Regions from separate parts of the Homo sapiens genome. Here region 2 is linked to region 1. Evidence: chromatin contacts called from ENCODE Hi-C or POLR2A ChIA-PET data. All regions are on one chromosome and are shown on one strand. The core of a region is the stretch at or near the end of the contact, and the rest is flanking DNA. Distances in the headings are between cores, read along the strand shown.

Region 1 (4,146 bases), core at 450-2,949:
AAGGCCCAGCTTGTTATTAAAAGACATCCTCAAGTAAGTACCGCCCCTGGGACTGTAGATCCCCCTGCTTTGGGTCAACTGTGTAGAACTAGGAGAAAAATTCAGTGAGAGCCCTCAAGATGGCTAATGTTGGAGAGGCATGCTTGGTCAAAGGATGCCTCAGACATTCAAAGGCACGTCTGAGTAAAGACTGAGTGCACAGCCGGAGTGAGCCTGTACAGCTGGCTGTATTTGGTAAGTGCACAGTGCCCAGTAGCTGCTCAGGCTCTCTACCTTGGCCTGGATGCCTGGGAGAGCAGCTCTCACCGTGCACTGCTCTTCATGCCCTTATTTAACAAAAGAGGGCTTTTCCCTTAGCTATTGTAAGTTAATCTAAAATATGGTTAATTAAATTTCCCTGAAGGCCCTTGAATACTGTTAAATATCGAATACTAAAAATGATGACAGGTGTTTGAGCCAGGTCACCCTTATATCCTAATAAGTGATAGAATTAATCAAGGAGGAACTTGGCAGGTGTCTTTTTTTACATATATACCAGTCAAACCTAGTTGAAAATTGCCCTTTTTTCATGTCTAAACATAGAAATCCAACCTTGCAATCTAGTCTTCTGTCTCACTTTACTGACTTAGGAAGTGTAGGGGAAAAGGAAATTTATAAGAATAAGGCTTATGTTACATTCAGCCTCCCTTGAGTCACCAACCAATATTTATTGAGGCCCACCACGTTCATGACGTCATGCTGGGCGCCAGCCACAAGGCAGCAGGGGAGATAGACCTGCGCCCTGTGCTGCTTAGGCTGTGGGTGAGGTGGACTCGCTCCAGGAATTAAGGCACAGTCTGATATGTGCTACAGACACTGGGCTTGCCTTCACACCCTTTTCTTTTATTTTTTTTTTAAATCAAAATAAGGGAAGTGTATGCACTGAATGTAACACCTTTTCTGGGGCTGAAGAGAAGAATAGGTAATATTAGGTTTTCAAGATTGAAAATTCAAAAGGTATTAAAGAGTCTCAGTGAAACACCTTCTCATCCCTGCTCCCCATTTACCCTCCATATTTAAAGATAACCAGTGTCACCGGTTTCTTGTGTATATGAGAAATATTTTGTGTGTGTGTGCTCTGCCATGCCCCGTGCCCAAACCCACTTTTACACAAATTGATAGCATCCTGTTCACTTATCATTATACATAATCCCAACTTGTCCAAGTTGTCATGGGAAGCCTGTTTTAAATGAGAATTTTAAAGTTTTTAAAACACTCCCAGCAACACTTCATTGTATTCTCATCCTCAAATATTAAGAAATATTTTGCATCTATTATGTATAATATATTATGCTAGATGCAATTTTTTTGAAAAAAAAACTGCCCCTTTATTTAGAAAATGGATTACTTTCTCTTTATTTCTTGCATTTGTTTTTTCAAGAACAGAATTGTTTAAAGCAGTGGTTCTTAAATTTTGGTTGAAACTTTTTAGCTTGCGGTTTGTGTCACTGGAGAACTTAGTAAAAATGAGATTTCTAAAACTAAGACTAGACTCAGCTCTTTTCTCCAAGTCGTGTGTGTGTGTGTGTGTGTGTATTAAACTATATAATAGTGTGAATTTATCAGATCTGTAAAAAATATTTTTTAGGTCATCTTAAGGGTAACTAATGGTCCTGTCTCATTTCCCAGTCGGCCTCACTTCCGGGTAGAATTCTTTAGACGTACTGTGAATAAACTGTTTCTTTTCTTTTCTTTTTTTTTTTTTTTTTTAAGGACTGACAGAATTTTCAGGTCACAAAAGATTGAAGCCGAGATTCTGTAGTTCAAGTCTATTACTTGATTTTAAGTTCAATAATTGACATTGTGATTCAGATTTTGTTACAGTGCTCTTGCAAAAAAAGTTTTTTCTGTGTTTGCTTATAACAAAGACAGTCATAAATGACTAGTTTATCTTGTCAGGAAAATAGGAAATGGCCCCTTCCTTTCACCCCAATGTCAACTTAAAGATTGTAGTTTTATGCTGCATAGCAGGCAGACTCATTTAGGATTCCGTTTTCAGTTTCACATTGCATCTCATGATTCTCACATGACTACATCATAATACCTAATTGATTTTTTTCCAGATGTACATTGCTTGTGTTTGGAGTGTGGATCCTTTATATCCTCAAGTTAAATTATACTACTGAAGAATGTGACATGAAAAAAATGCATTATGTGGACCCTGACCATGTAAAGGTTAGATATCCCATTGGTGTGGTTTAAATGAAAACATTGCCAAGCATATGCTCAAACTATAATATCATTAGTCTACTGTGTGACAAATATATGTTAATAAAAGTTTGAACTCAGAGGGGAAAGCACTTAATCTCAGCACTCCAAAACCAAAGACAACCTTCTTCTAAAAACCCACCACTAACTACTCCACAGTATCCTTCTCCCATTTACTGCAGCTGGGGTGTGGGATGAGGTGGGCTCAACCCAACAGGCTCTAGGGCTCCTCTCCTGGAATTAATTTGCCCTGATGCTATAAAGTAAACAACAAAGAAATTCTTTCTTTTTTCTTTTCTCCCTTTTTTTTTTTTTGAGTCAGGGTCTCGCTCTGCACCCAGGGTTGAGTGCAGTGGCAAGAACACGGCCACCTCAGCCTTCTGAGTAGCTGGGACCACAGGTGTGCACCACCATGCCTGACTAATTTTTTTATTTTTTGTGGAGATGGGGTCTTGCCATGTTGCCCAGGCTGATCTTGAACTCCTAGGCTCAAGCTATCCTCCCGCCTTGGCCTCCCAAAGGTCGGGGATTACAGACATGAGCCACCATGCCTGGCCAGAAATTCTCTTAGTATCATCTGTCCTTCCTGTGTTTTATTTTTAATTTTAATGAATTCACATTGCATTGCAAGATTTTTCTTTCAGCTTACATTTATGTTTCCAAATCAAGTGACATATCAAATGCTTATGTCACTGATTATTTTAGTGGCTGGATTATCTGATAACATTTAGCCCAGGATGGAGGAAGAGATGATTTTAAATAAAGTAGCATGAGAGGGATGATAACTGACATGTATGGATGCTTTATATATATTATCTCCTTTAGTCATTGTGACTGGGAGATATCCCAGTATCATCTCCATCTTACAGATGATGGCTTGAAAGGTTGAGCTGCTCACCCAAGTTCACGTCTAGTTTAGCTAGTTTATAATGTGGTTTAGTGCTCCCGTGTGCCAGGAACTGTTCTAAAAGTGTATTAGTAATATTAGCTCATTTAACTTTCATCACATTCCTGGGGATGTAGGTGCTACAATCATCCCCATCTCACAGGCAGGGAAACTGAGGAGCAGGGAGATTTAGTAACCTGCCCAGGGTCACCAGCGGCAGTACGTGGTGAAGCCCGGCTTGAATTCAGTGGTGTGGTTTCAGAGTCTGAGCTCCTGACCACTCTGCTCTCTGCCTGGTTAGGGAGTGTCCACAGAGAAGCCCAAAGTTAAAAGCAGCATGGTGCAGAGAGGAAAGAGCTTAAATGTTTTACCCAATTCAAATCTAACTGCCACTTAGTAATGGTGAAACCCTAGGCAGGTGACTTGATTGTTTTGAGTCCCAGTTTTCTCAACTGTGAAATGTAGAAGTTGAGTAAGAGAATATATACAAAATTCCTTTCTTGATCCTAATTTTTATTCATACGTTTCTACTTTAATTTGTACATCCTTTGAAGTGCCTCCAATTTTTTTTGTGGTACAGACAGGTATAAACAAATAAATGAAGAGCTCAGTTAGCAAAGGCACAGCTTGGCTCCTGCAAAACTATTGAGTCTCAGGGTCTTGCTGGTCGCAGGGCCAGCCTTCCCAGCATAGGTGTCCTCAGGTGTCTGCTGGCTCATGTCATTTCATCAGCATTAACACATCTGCTTTGGTCGAGTAGGATGTGTCCAGTACCCTCTGCTCAGGCTTCCCTTTCTTCCTGGACTGTCTGGCCTTGCAGACATACCTCCCCCAGTCCTTTGCAATTCCACGGCGCTTCACAGCTCTCTTGGATAAAGGTTTTAGACATCCTGTCTCTGTTTTTGTCTTCTGAGAAAGTCTTTAAATGATGGCACTTGGTATGGCTTACTGATGGACTGGGAACTCTTCCCTTTGTTTCTCTGCTGCCCTTCTCCACTTTCTCTTTGCATCCT
Region 2 (4,146 bases), core at 429-2,928, 250 kb after region 1:
CAGTTTTATGAATGCTGATGGAAAGCATGTGACTACCTGGCCTGAAATAAAGGACAGTTTATTAGAGCAATGACAGTAGCCGGAATATAGCATTGGTGTCAGTTTTCCAAGTGAATTCCCACAAGGCAAAGTGAGGAGAACCCATGCACACAGTGAGCTGCCTTACAGGAGACGAACCCCGTGCTTAGAGAATCTGAACCATTAACCATTTTTTCAAACGAGGTCTCGCTCTGTTGCCTATCCTAGTCTTGAACTCTACCTCATCCTATAGAGTAGCTGCGATTACAGGTGTGAGCCACCACACCCTGCCCCAAATCTTTTATAAGGGATTGTGCCCTTGTCTCCTCGTTTTGTAGGGAGACACCATTTCTATCTTCCAAGGCTGCTCACTACACGAACATCCTTAACGAGAGTCCAGGAGAAAAGGCAGTCAGGCAATGGTCGCAGTACGTGCACAAACTCAAGAGACTAATGGAAAATTGTCTCCAGACTTTATTCAGCTTAAAAAGTGCTACATAATCCATACTTTAGTAGAGGTGCCTATTGCTCAAGCATTCTGAATATCTTGATTACAGAAATTACAAGACCTTAGATGTAAAAACTGAAGGAAAGCCGTGCACGGTGGCTCACGCCTGTAAACCCAGCACTTTGGGAGGCCGAGGTGAGTGGAACACTTGAGTCCAGGAGTTCGAGACCAGCCTAGGCAACATAGCGAGACTTGCTTCTCTTAAAACGCAAAAAAAAAAAAAAAAATTCTTTTTTAAAATGGAAGGAAGTAACACTTGTAAAATCAGCACTGAGCCCCCACATCGGGCATTCGATAAAGGGAAGCTGCTGTTGTTACGATTTTTGCAGTTAGAAATACCATACGTTTGGCCGGGCACGGTGGTTCACGCCTGTAATCCCAGCACTTTGGGAGGCCGAGGCGGGCGGATCACGAAGTCAGGAGATCGAGACCATCCTGGCTAACACGATGAAACCCCCTTCTCTACTAAAAACACAAAAAATTAGCCGGGCGTGGTGGCGGGAGCGGTGGTGGGCGCCTGTAATCCCAGCTACCTGGGAGGCGGAGGTAGGAGAATCGTTTGAACCGGGGAGGCAGAGGTTGCAGTGAGCCGAGATCGCGCCACTGCACTCCATCCTGGGTGACAGAATGAGACTCCATCTCAAAAAAAAAAAAAAAAAGAAAAAAGAAATACTATACGATTATTGAGAAGGGTACTGTCTTCATCAGAACAAGTCGAACAGCAGAATCGTCGAGTCTGGATCCCTCCTCTTCTCCACCCCAACCCCACCCCTCCCCCAACTCCGGCGCAGTGACCTAGCGGAAGATTAGAGACAAGAAAAAAGGACGCGAAAAAAACAGGCTCTCGCGCCTAGCCCGGCCCGGCCCCGCGCACCTCGCACCTCCCGCTCAGGCTCCGAGTCCTCATCGACCTCGCGCTCCCGCTTCACCCGCACAAACGGGACAACAGAAGCCGGGGCCTCGCGCGCGCTCGCCGGCTCGAACTCCCGCTTCACGCGCACAGGGCTGCCCCGGGAGCTCGCCGCCTCAGGCTCCCGCTCCCGATCTCGCTCCCGCTTGACGCGACCGGAGCTGCCCCGCGACTCAGACTCTCGCTTCCCGCGAGTGGAACCGCGAGACTCCCGCTTAGACCGGCCGGACATCTCCACTACCGGCCGAGTCGTCCAGCGCAGGCGCCAAGCACGCTCGAGCGCGCGGCACAAGGCCAATCAGGAGAGGGGCTGGTAGCGAGCCCCGAACTCTCTACGAGTCGCCACTGGGGACAAATCACGCTGCAGAAAATTTGTGGGCGGTGCTGTTCCTGCACTGGCTTCCTCTCCCCTTAGAACCTTCTGTGGGCCTACTGTCGTTTACAGTTTACTGAGACGGGAACCTTTACTGGCGACAGTTTTCTGGATAAAAGCTGTCAGGCCGGGCGCGGTGGCTTACGCCTGTAATCCCAGCACTTTGGGAGGCCGAGGCGGGTGGATCACCTGAGGTCGGGAGTTCGAGACCAACCTGACCAACATGGAGAAACCCCGTCTCTACTAAAAATACAAAATTAGCCCGGCATTGTGGCGCATGCCTGTAATCCCAGCTACTCGGGAGGCTAAGGCAGGAGAATCGCTTGAACCCAGGAGGCGGAGGTTGCGGTGAGCCGAGATCGCGCCATTGCACTCCAGCCTGGGCAACGAGCGAAACTCCGTCTCAAAAACAAAGAAGCTGTCATTCGGCCCCAGATTTGTGCCTCGAAACCACCACCGTGAGGTCGTTTCCCACAGTCTCCGCGGCTTGGGGGCTGACAATCCTGCACAGGAAAACTAGGCGACATTCCCAAATCATCCCCTTGACAGCCCTAATTCTACTTTTAGAAGGTTCTTGGTACCATGAAAACGCAAATGCCCGGTAAAGGCAGATTTACCATGAAGCTAATAAAGCTCTAACCTCAGGACCTGCCTTGAACTTGTTTGCTTGTTTGAACCGTTCCATTGAGGTATAATTGACATACAACAAACTACATGTTTAAAGTGTGCAATTTAGGCCAGGCGCTGTGGCTCATGCCTATAATACCAGCACTTTGGGAGGCCAAGGCGGGCGGATCACCTGAGGTCAGGACTGGAGACCAGCCTGGCCAATATGGTGAAACCCCATCTCTACTAAAAATACAAAAATTAGCCGGGCGTGGTGGCACGAGCCTGTTAACCCAGCTACTTAGGAGGCTGAGGCAGGAGAATCGCTTGAACCCGGGAGGCGGAGGTTGCAATGAGCCGAGATCGCCCCATTGCACTCCAGCCTGGGCAACCAGAGTGAAACTCTGTCATACCCACACCACACCACACCACACCACACCACACCACACCACACCACACCACACCACACTGTGTGCAATTTACTGAATTCTGACTTGCGGTATATGTCAGAGGCGTTTCAACCAGACCAACTCCATCTTGAGTGAGGGTTAGGAAAATGAGGCTGGGCCTTGACAGGCTGCATTCCCAGGAAGTTAGGTATTCCTAGCCTAGAGATGTCTACAGTTAAGGGAACAGAGAGATAATGTTTACTAAACAGATCCAGACTTGGGAGTGTCCTAATATCCCAATATCTGGAGAATAAAGGCATTCCTAATTTTGCTTTAAAGATAATATTTCTTCTTGCAAAATATAATAATAAAATTAATCCTTTATCACAAACCCTTGTAGCAGAGCACATCTCCCCATGATCTTTTTATCCTATATATAAACAAGCATTGTAGCCATGGTGGATGCGTTCCTCCTTTTACTTTCAGGAACGCCCTATTCTGTCAATGGAGTAGCTGTACTTTCACTACTTTACATTTTATTTTTTTGATACAGAGTCTTGCTCTGTCACCCAGGTTGGAGTGCATTGGTGAGATCTCGGCTCACTGCAACTTCTGCCTCCTGGGTTCAAGTGATTATCCTGCCTCAGACTCCTGAGTAGCTGGGATTACATGCACCTGCCACCATGCCCGGCTAATTTTTGTATTTTTAGTAGGCACAGAGTTTCACCATGTTGGCCAGGCTGGTATGGAAGTGCTGACCTCAAGTGATCCGCCCGCCTCCCCTTCCAAAGTGCAGGGATTACAGGCATAAGCCGCGACACCTGGCTACTTTACTTTCTTAATAAACTTGCTTTTACTTTGCACTGTGGACTCACCCTGAATTCTTTCTTGCACAAGATCCAAGAACCCTCTGCTGGGGTCTGAATAGGGATCCCTTTCCTGTAACATATACACCCATGAAGCCATCACCACAATCAAGAGACGGGATCTGGGCCCAGTACGGTGGCTCACACTTATAATCCCAGCACTTTGGGAGGCCTGAGGCAGGAGGATCACTTGAGGTCAGGAGTTCAAGACTAGCCTTGGCAACATAGAGAGACCCCCCCCATCTCCACAAAAAAATTTTAAAATTAGCTGGGCATGGTGGCATGCTATTCAGGAGGCTGAGGCAGGAGGATCGTTTGGGCCTGAGAGGTGGAGGCTGCAGTGAGCAGTGATTGCACCACTACAATCCAACCTATGCGACAGTGAGATCCTGCCTCAAAAAAATAAAAAAATAAAAAAAAATTTAAAGAATCTACCCAGCCCCAAAGATATCCTCTTCCTCCCAGAGAACCCCCAC

The links. Hi-C counts contacts between places; a loop is a spot of excess contacts on that map. ChIA-PET counts read pairs that join two places held with the same protein, here RNA polymerase II (POLR2A). Pooled maps may share reads with other maps.
Region 2: a loop to region 1 is called in a pooled map, with 6 times the contacts of the local background. The contact joins the promoter of USP39 here to the enhancer-like site in region 1. A Hi-C loop is called at or near these places in 6 of 50 pooled maps. POLR2A ChIA-PET finds 5 or more read pairs at or near these places in 2 of 52 experiments (activated naive CD4-positive, alpha-beta T cell and naive thymus-derived CD8-positive, alpha-beta T cell).

The regions. Positions count from the first base shown.
Region 1 is chr2:85,859,249-85,863,394 of GRCh38, reverse strand. ST3GAL5 (ST3 beta-galactoside alpha-2,3-sialyltransferase 5) reads left to right here. Exons shown (of 7, transcript NM_003896.4): 2 at 1-33; 3 at 2,103-2,214. Among named protein-coding and RNA genes, the nearest start is that of ST3GAL5, 28 kb to the left of the region's middle. RefSeq lists an enhancer at 2,019-2,098. Within about 2 kb of position 1,699, at least 6 of the 41 ENCODE cell types and tissues checked have a DNase peak (open chromatin) inside an H3K27ac peak, as active enhancers do.
Region 2 is chr2:85,613,718-85,617,863 of GRCh38, reverse strand. It overlaps USP39 (ubiquitin specific peptidase 39), which reads right to left and starts at 1,678. Exons shown (of 13, transcript NM_006590.4): 1 at 1,401-1,678. The coding sequence starts at 1,668. RefSeq lists enhancers at 1,885-1,934, 1,965-2,014.